Linked DNA regions of Homo sapiens: region 2 is linked to region 1. The links are chromatin loops, found by intact Hi-C in ENCODE. Cell type or tissue: heart right ventricle. All regions are shown on one strand.

Region 1 (4,000 bases):
CAGTTACCCGCGGTCAACTGCCGTTTGAAATAGGTGAGTACAGTACAGTAAGATGAGAGAAAGAGACCACGTCCACATAACTTTATTACACTATGTTGTTGTAGTTGTTCTATTTTATTATTATTGTTGTTAATCTCTTACAGTGCCTAATTTATAAATTAAACTTTATCATAGGTTTGTATATATGGGAAAAAACAGTATATATTGGGTTTAGTACTATCCATGGTTTCAGGCCTCCACTGGGAGTTTTGGAATGCATCCCCCCACAGTGGGCAGGGGGACTACTGTGTGCTCTGCAGTTTAGTGTAGTGTAACCTCAGGCAAATTACTTAATCTTTGATTCTCAGTTTCTTTATCTGTAAAATATAGGTAATAGTATCTATCTACACAATTTTTATGAAGACTAAATACCTAGTATATGTAAAGTGTTTAGTCCAGTGCCCAGTATTACAGCGTGTGCTCAATAAATGCTGGCTACTACCATCATCATCAATAAAACTTTTTTGTTTTTGGCTAAAATAAAGAAATCAATCCATTTGTTTTAATTCAGAGCTCTCACTAAATTTATTTCCTGATGAAGTTATTACCTCTTCCCTTGTTCCTTGCATTCCCTCTCCCTTTTTTCTTGATTATATTTTTCACATGTATCCTTACTGGAAATTAGGAGGGGAAAAAGAGCCTGAAAAGTCCCTTTTGTTTCTTCTGTGAACTGAGTAAGTTATTCCTTTAGGTGTAGGATGATGATCTGGAACTCACTAGCATAGACTGGAGCTATTCCATGAGTGAAAATACATACATACATGCACATTCCAAGTAGCTATATACTTCCTTTGTTTTATTTTTCGTGACTACCTAATGTTAAGTCTGCGTAGCTAAAAGCATTTTGTATGTTGGAAGTGTACTATTTTGACCACATACATTGGATATGCTTTAAGCATCATGAGTTCAGCAATGCTTGTCTTTGGGATTCTCAAGTCCTTCTAGCTTCTTTGTTACATCTTCAAAGTATGCCTATGTGTCTGTTATATTTTTAGGCAGTAGGAATAAAAGAGTAATGCTTCTAGTAAGACAGCCATGTTAATAAGACATTCAGATTATTCAGGAAGATGTGAATATCTAGATGTGAAATCTAACTCATTTGAAATATGAGCTTGAGTACATTTATGTTTTTCTGTGTTTGTATTTTGAGATTTTGGATAGATGCATATATGCACATTGATTAATCTTATAACTTGCAGAGCTAGAGCACCATTTTCATTAACAAATATGCTGAGGAAGAAGAGGAGAAGCACACATACATAAAAGATATTTCTCTTTCATCTTGTATGTAGACTTAAGTGACTTCTTTGTATTGTCTTTCTCTTCTATGGCATTGTACACATTTTGTGCCTGTGTCTTATATCTCCTAAACAATAGACAGACACATAATGAGGTATAGAGCTACCATCACCTAGGCAGAAGCATGCCATCTCCAAGTGTTATGGTGTGCCCTAGCTGTAAAGGAACAGTTAACTACTATACCTCTTTTCCTCAATGAACTGCTGCCTGGAATTACTGCTCTTTCTCTTGTTTACCTTCTCCTTGATTTTATGATTTGGTATTCTATTCTTTGTACTCTTCATCTTATTCCTTATGTTAATTTTTATGTGACTCCTGTTATTAAGGACCACAAACTACTTTTCTTTCAAATATTTACAAATATGAAATGAGAATTCTTCACAGGTTGGAATATTAAGTAAAAAGGAATGAGGGTATAGAGCATGTTTTAAAAAACAAGTTTATTAAAGGAAAGGAAAGCTTTTACAAAAAGGGAGATTAAAAGTTACCACTGCTTAGTTTATGATATAAAGTATCTTAAAGTACAAAACTGTCATACTTATGAAGTTGGTGTTGGTTTAAAACAGGAAGCATTGGGTACAGTTCTCATAAATGTGTATTTTATAGGGTAGTTATCCTGAAAATATACATATATTAAACTACTGGGAGGATTAGAATCACTGTAAATTGTGAGGGATTATTTTGGTTGTATTTACTTTTGAGCTGTTGTACTGAAAACTTACTGTAATTCACTGAAGAGTACGGTTTATAAGGAGCTCCTTATCTTCTTTTTCACTTCTAACATACAAATGAAAAATGCAGCCTGCAGTGAAGTTTTAATTGCTATCACACTGGATAACACTGTTTGACTGTGGTCTCCTTTCTTAGAACACTTCTGTCTCGAGGCTTTCCTGTTTTGCTATTAATTTTATCACAAAAACTAGGTGATTGTAGCTTTCCTGCAGTATTTTGATATGTATTCTAGTTGTTTTTGGTTAATTGTCTTAGTGTTTGTCTACTGTGTTTAGCAAAGTGAGATTATTTTCCTGTTCCACAGATACCTCAAATCGAGTTTTCTGACTTAAAGTTTTTTTCGTTAGGGGGCAGTAGAGTGCTTTGCTTACCTAGCCTTTTCTGGCATTCACAGTGTTATTTGAAATAACATTCAAAATAATTTGTGAAGTCAGTAGTTGAAGGAAATGCTAAGTGTTTACATTTCAAATCTTTATAGAACAATAGAGTTCTCTTATTTATTTCCATAAACAAAATTAATGCTTATTAATCATATACATATAGAACAAATAAATGAAATCATCATGATTTGGCTTTTGAAATTTGTATATGATCATTTGCCAAAATGAAATATATTAAAAGCTTTCTACATTATTGACTTTTTTGTTACATTCTGTCACTTGTATTAATTTCTTCATGAGAAAAAAGAATAAAATAGTCCATAAGATAATTGAATGGCTCTATTAGGTTATGATGTAACTAGTTCTAGGCCCATTGTAGTCAGCTGAAAATTCTTTATTTCTAGAGAGTAATGTCATTTGTAACAAATGTTGATAATTTTGACTGACACCAACACTTTAACTTTGAATATCTTAAAATACTTAAATTTTGCTATTAATCTTAGTACATTTTTTTCCCCAGTAAATTTCCTGTTAAAGACAAACCTGTTTTGTTAATACAGGGATTCCAAATTTTATTTGTGCATCTTTTGAGGAAGGATCCTTGTGTTTCATTTTTTTTTCTTTTACAGTAACTGTGGTAAAATCACCCTGACAGTAGAATTTTTATTTATCTTAATGTTAAATTAGATTATAATCAGATTGCAGAAAGTACTTTATGTAGAAGTAATTATGATTTTGAATGAATTTGGGGCTTCTAATACTAGTTTTCTGACTTAGAGCTCTTCATTCTTATTTCCAAAATATATGACAAATTCTGTTTAGTGTGAGAAAATGGGCAAAAGTTCTTTTTTAAAGTGTTTACTCTGTGCTACACATAGTATCACTTCTTTTTGTGGTTAAAACCTCTCTTCCAGGCATGATTTCTTATTATTCTTATTTTATTGATAAATGGAGACACGGAAGCACAGAGAAGTTAAATAATATTCCCATGTTATACAGATAGTAAACAGTAGACCTAGGATTTGAATCCAGGCAATTTTATTTGAGTTCCAGTTTATCAGTAGGATGCTGTATCACCTTGTTAATTTAATAACTTAGCAGTTGAAATTGTAATATGTGTATATGTTTCAAGGTGTTGAAAGCTGTTGTAAAATGTAAGGTTGTTCATAGGATTATCGTTACATGGACTCTAGATTTAATTTTTCTTTCCCCTTTATTTGACTAAGTTGAAACAATTTTACATTTTTAGTCAATTAGAAACACCATTTATTCTTATGTAGTAAGTAAAGTATAAATGATGTCAGTTCAACAGAGGCTGCCTTTTATTAACAAATATTATTGTAAGGGCTACATGACATCAATGATGTTGATGTGAGCAAATAACTGCATCAGTTAAAAAGAAAAGATGTCCTCAGATCTATTTAGGATAGATTTCTCAGAGAAAAATATGTATGCTATTCAAATCATGAATTCTTGTTATAGAAATTTAAATCTTTTCATCTTAAAGGTGGTGTTAGTATTGACTGATTTGGAATGACCTTCACATTTTT
Region 2 (4,000 bases), 250 kb after region 1:
TGCTCCCTGGCATTGGAAATCAAGGTTGCATTGTGTTGGGAGCTCACAAGTTGGAGGCTCCATATTATGGGGGAGGGGTGCCAAGTCCCATATCATGGCCTGAGGTCATCCCAGATAATACTCTCTGTGATGGCCTAAAACTCCTCATCCATGATCCAGGGTCCCCTTCCTTGCCTGAGATAGTGTCAAAAAGGGCCCTCTCTCTGCCTAGCCAAGGCCACCTGCATTTCTTTAGGGCTGCAGAAATCCTGCTCACAGCCCAGCCCATAGAAGATCCCAGAACCCCCATGACCACCCTACCCCTAGCCCATCAACTAACATGACCCTCAGGAGGAACCAGACAATCCCAAGTAAAAGGTAGCTAGACTGTTTCTTATTTATTGGATGATAGACAAAGTTGGGAGTGCAAAATAGAGGGGATTCTGGCAATGTCTGTCTGCATTTTAGAGGAATTTACCCCGGACTTAGCAACCCCATTTCTGGGGATCTATTTACAGACATACCTGTGCATGTATTCAGTATGTAAAAGGCTATTCAATGTGATATTATAATAGTCAAAGATTAGAATCAAACTGAGTACCCATTAATAAGGAACTGTTTAAGTAATGGTATGTCTACACAGTGGAATACTATGCTGCTATAAAAATTAACGAGGTAACTCTGGATGAATTGATATGGAAATATCTCTAGGATATCGTGTAAAGTGAAAAAAGCAAGGTGCAGGACAGCATATATTGTGTGCTGCTTTCTATAACAGTGTTTCTCAACCTTTTAAAAAATCATTATGACTTCCCTAAGAAGCCATTTTAAGACATTTTTCCTAATCCCCACCCTCCCATGAAATTTTAATACCATGCATATTTGTTTATGTAGTATATGTGTAATGTGTATCTGTGATTTATACATAAAAAGAGTAAGAATTTTTCACTTCCAGAAATCAATTATCACCATCTTGGGGGTGATATTACCCCCATTGAGAATGACTGTTCAATAAGAAAAGGAGAAAATAAGTATATTATATAACAAAATGGAAGGATACATAAGAAATTAATAAAATGGAGGGGAGAGAATGAGGAGCTGAAGGCACACGTGTGAGCAAGATTTCTCTATGTATTCATTTTTATATGATTTTGGTTTTTCAACTATGCAAGTTCATTGCCTATTCAAAAAATTAAAGACATATAAATTCACTTTTTCTAAAATAAAGTGAACAAATAAAACAGACATCTGAGGAACTCCCAAACAAAACAAACAAGCAAAACCCGCAGCTCTATTAATGCTCTCCTTCAAACCATGCAGACCCCCTGCCCAGCTTGGAATCCACCTTCTGTTCACAGCTGTGCAACCCGACCACACCCAAGGAGGGGACCTCTGCTCTCTAACAAGAGTCCCCCCATGTTGATTTTTCAGCACCAAGGGAAGCTGAGAACACATCCTGCACTGTTAGAAGGGCTCCCCTGATGTGGGCTAGTTTGGAAGACCGTAGCCTGCGTTTTAAAATCATCAGGGTGTTTCAAAGCAGGAGGAAGAGGCTGCAAAGGAGCTGTGAGGAAGCGAGTGCCAGCCCTTCCGAGAGAACGGGAAATGAGGGAGGAACATGCTCGTGTCCTCTCTTCCTCCCAAGGGCACACACAGGCTCTCATTAGGGAGGGACTGGGATTCTGGTAGTGAGAGGTACAAGGGCAGAGATCCTGGGCCTGCTCAGATTGCATGTCATTCAAAGTCAGCTGGCCAAGTTGGCTTCCTCCAACAGAGAGTATTTCCTTTTTCCCGAGAGCGCACTCCAGAGGCGGAAAGGCCAGGCTGAAGGTTGATTAGTAGACCAGAAACTCCATTGTGGGATTAACAAAACAAAGCAAAACAAAACACTGGGGCTCACACTTCAATGTATCACCAACTTTAATTTGATTGTGTAATGAGGCATGATAAATAAGATTTGCATGATTGCACCCTTTCCTTTGCTTAAATATCAAACATTGCAATGAATATTTGGACTAAATGGTTGTCTTTGAAGTGAGTTTTGTTTTTAAAATGCTTCAATAAGTTACCTAGAGAGAAGAGAGTCAGCACATTTAAGTCAAGTCCCCCAAACTTCAATTTCCTCATCTGTAGAATGGGTATAATAATGGTTCACCATAACTACAGTTGGTCTCCTTCCATCCGGTATCTGTGGGTTCCAATTGTGCACTGAAAATATTTATTAAAAATGGATGGTTGCATCTGTAGTGAACATGTAAGACTTTTTTTCCTTGTCATTATTCCCTGAACAATACAGTATAGTAATTGTTTACATTGCATTTACATTGTATTAAGTATTAGAGGTAATCTAGAGATGATTTAAAGTACATGGGAGGATGTGCGTGGTTTATATGCAAATACTATACCATTTTATATAAGGGACTTGAGCATGCATGGATTTTGGTATCCTCAGGCAGTTTTGAAATCAATTCCCCATGGTTACTGAGGGATGACTGTACATGAGAATGCTGCTGTAAAGAGTGAATGATATAAGAAATGTTTCATAAGAGTAAGATATTGTCATTGTTGACATTGCCATTTCTAGGAGGGGGTGGGAACTTTGCTTTTTAGAACTCCATAGATGACACTCAACAAACATGTTGAGCTGAATTGTTGAAATAAATTGAAATCTTTCTGCTCCATTGAGGGAGATTCTAGAACAAATGTATCTCTTCAGTAACGTGAATTTGTTTCTCAACTTTAAAAAAATATGGAGAGATATCCACATGGATATCCACAGATACGCTGTATCTCCATGTGGAGGATTTAGATATCCAGGGGTTGCATGGAAAATGGCAGCTTTTATTAATGCTTTTGGTGCTGGATTTTATGCCCTGTTGCCACTATCTTTCTGTTGGGCCTCAGGGTTGTCACTTAAAAGTACTGTTTTCTCTCCTCTTTCCCTCCCTAGGTGTTGCTCTTCGGACCACACACTGGGAAATGCAATTTGTCTTAGGAAGCAGATTGTCTTTTTCCTGCTAGGCCACACCAACCCTGGGTTCTAGACTGTAAACACTGGGGTGCTTCTTTCAGAATTGCTTTGTCCTCTAGCATCATCATTTATATCTGAATTACCATCAAACCTGCCTACCCTACTACCTTGAGTTCATGGCAGAAGATTCATAGCTTTTCTGTGTTAAATTAAATTTTAAAAATGCTTATGATAGAAAGAAGTTTTCAAATAAGCGTGTAAAATAAACGTGAAAGAAATAGAAATTACTCATAATCCTACTACTTAGATATATAGAATGTTAATATCAGGTGTGTAGACATCTGTGTACAGTCATGTGCTACATAATTATGTTTTGGTCAGTGACAGATGGCATAAACAGGGTGATCCCATAAGATTATAATACTGTATTTTTACCATACCTTTTCTGTGTTTAGATATGTTTAAATACACAAATACATACCATTGTGTTACAACTGCCTACGGTATTCAGTGTGGTAACATGTTGTGTAGGTTTGTTGCCTGGGAGCAATGGGCTATACCATATAGCCTACGTATGTAGTAGGCTGTACATCTAGGTTTGTGTCAGTATAGATGACCTTTGAACAACTTGGCTTTGAACTGCTCATGTCCACTTACAAACATGGATTTTTTTTTCAATAAATCTCTCCTGCCTCCCTTTCCACTTCCTCCACCTCTTCCATCTCTTCCATCTCTGCTATCCCTGAGACAGCAAGACCAATCCCCACTTCCTCCCCCTCCTCAGCCTAATCCTTGTGAAGACTATGAGGATGGAGACCTATATGATAATCCACTTCCACTTAACGAATCGTGAATGCATTTTTTCTTTCTTATGATTATCTTAATAACATTTTCTTTTCTCTAGTTTACTTTGCTGTAAGAATACAGTATATAATACATGTAACCTACAACATATGTGTTAATTGATTGTTATTGGTAAGGCTTCTGGTCAACAGTAGGCTATTAGTAGCTAAGGTTTTGGGGAAGTCAAAACTTAGATGTGTATTTTCA

The links. Hi-C counts contacts between places; a loop is a spot of excess contacts. Peaks named below come from ENCODE experiments on the same cell type or tissue, not always from the same donor. Only the 100,000 strongest peaks of a DNase experiment are listed, where the experiment ranks them.
Region 2: it touches region 1 in a loop (2.5-fold over the local background); 2 of 110 quality-filtered maps call a loop at or near these places.

The regions. Positions count from the first base shown.
Region 1 is chr5:116,135,562-116,139,561 of GRCh38, forward strand. The region is part of intron 5 of COMMD10 (COMM domain containing 10); the gene reads left to right. Among named protein-coding and RNA genes, the nearest start is that of COMMD10, 53 kb to the left of the region's middle. RefSeq lists a silencer at 44-93. In heart right ventricle, CTCF peaks have their summits at 2,416 and 2,615; no DNase peak of the experiment used is centred here.
Region 2 is chr5:116,387,325-116,391,324 of GRCh38, forward strand. No RefSeq gene overlaps it. Among named protein-coding and RNA genes, the nearest start is that of SEMA6A-AS1, 58 kb to the right of the region's middle. In heart right ventricle, a CTCF peak has its summit at 1,787; a DNase peak (open chromatin) is centred at 1,661; H3K27ac peaks cover 797 bases.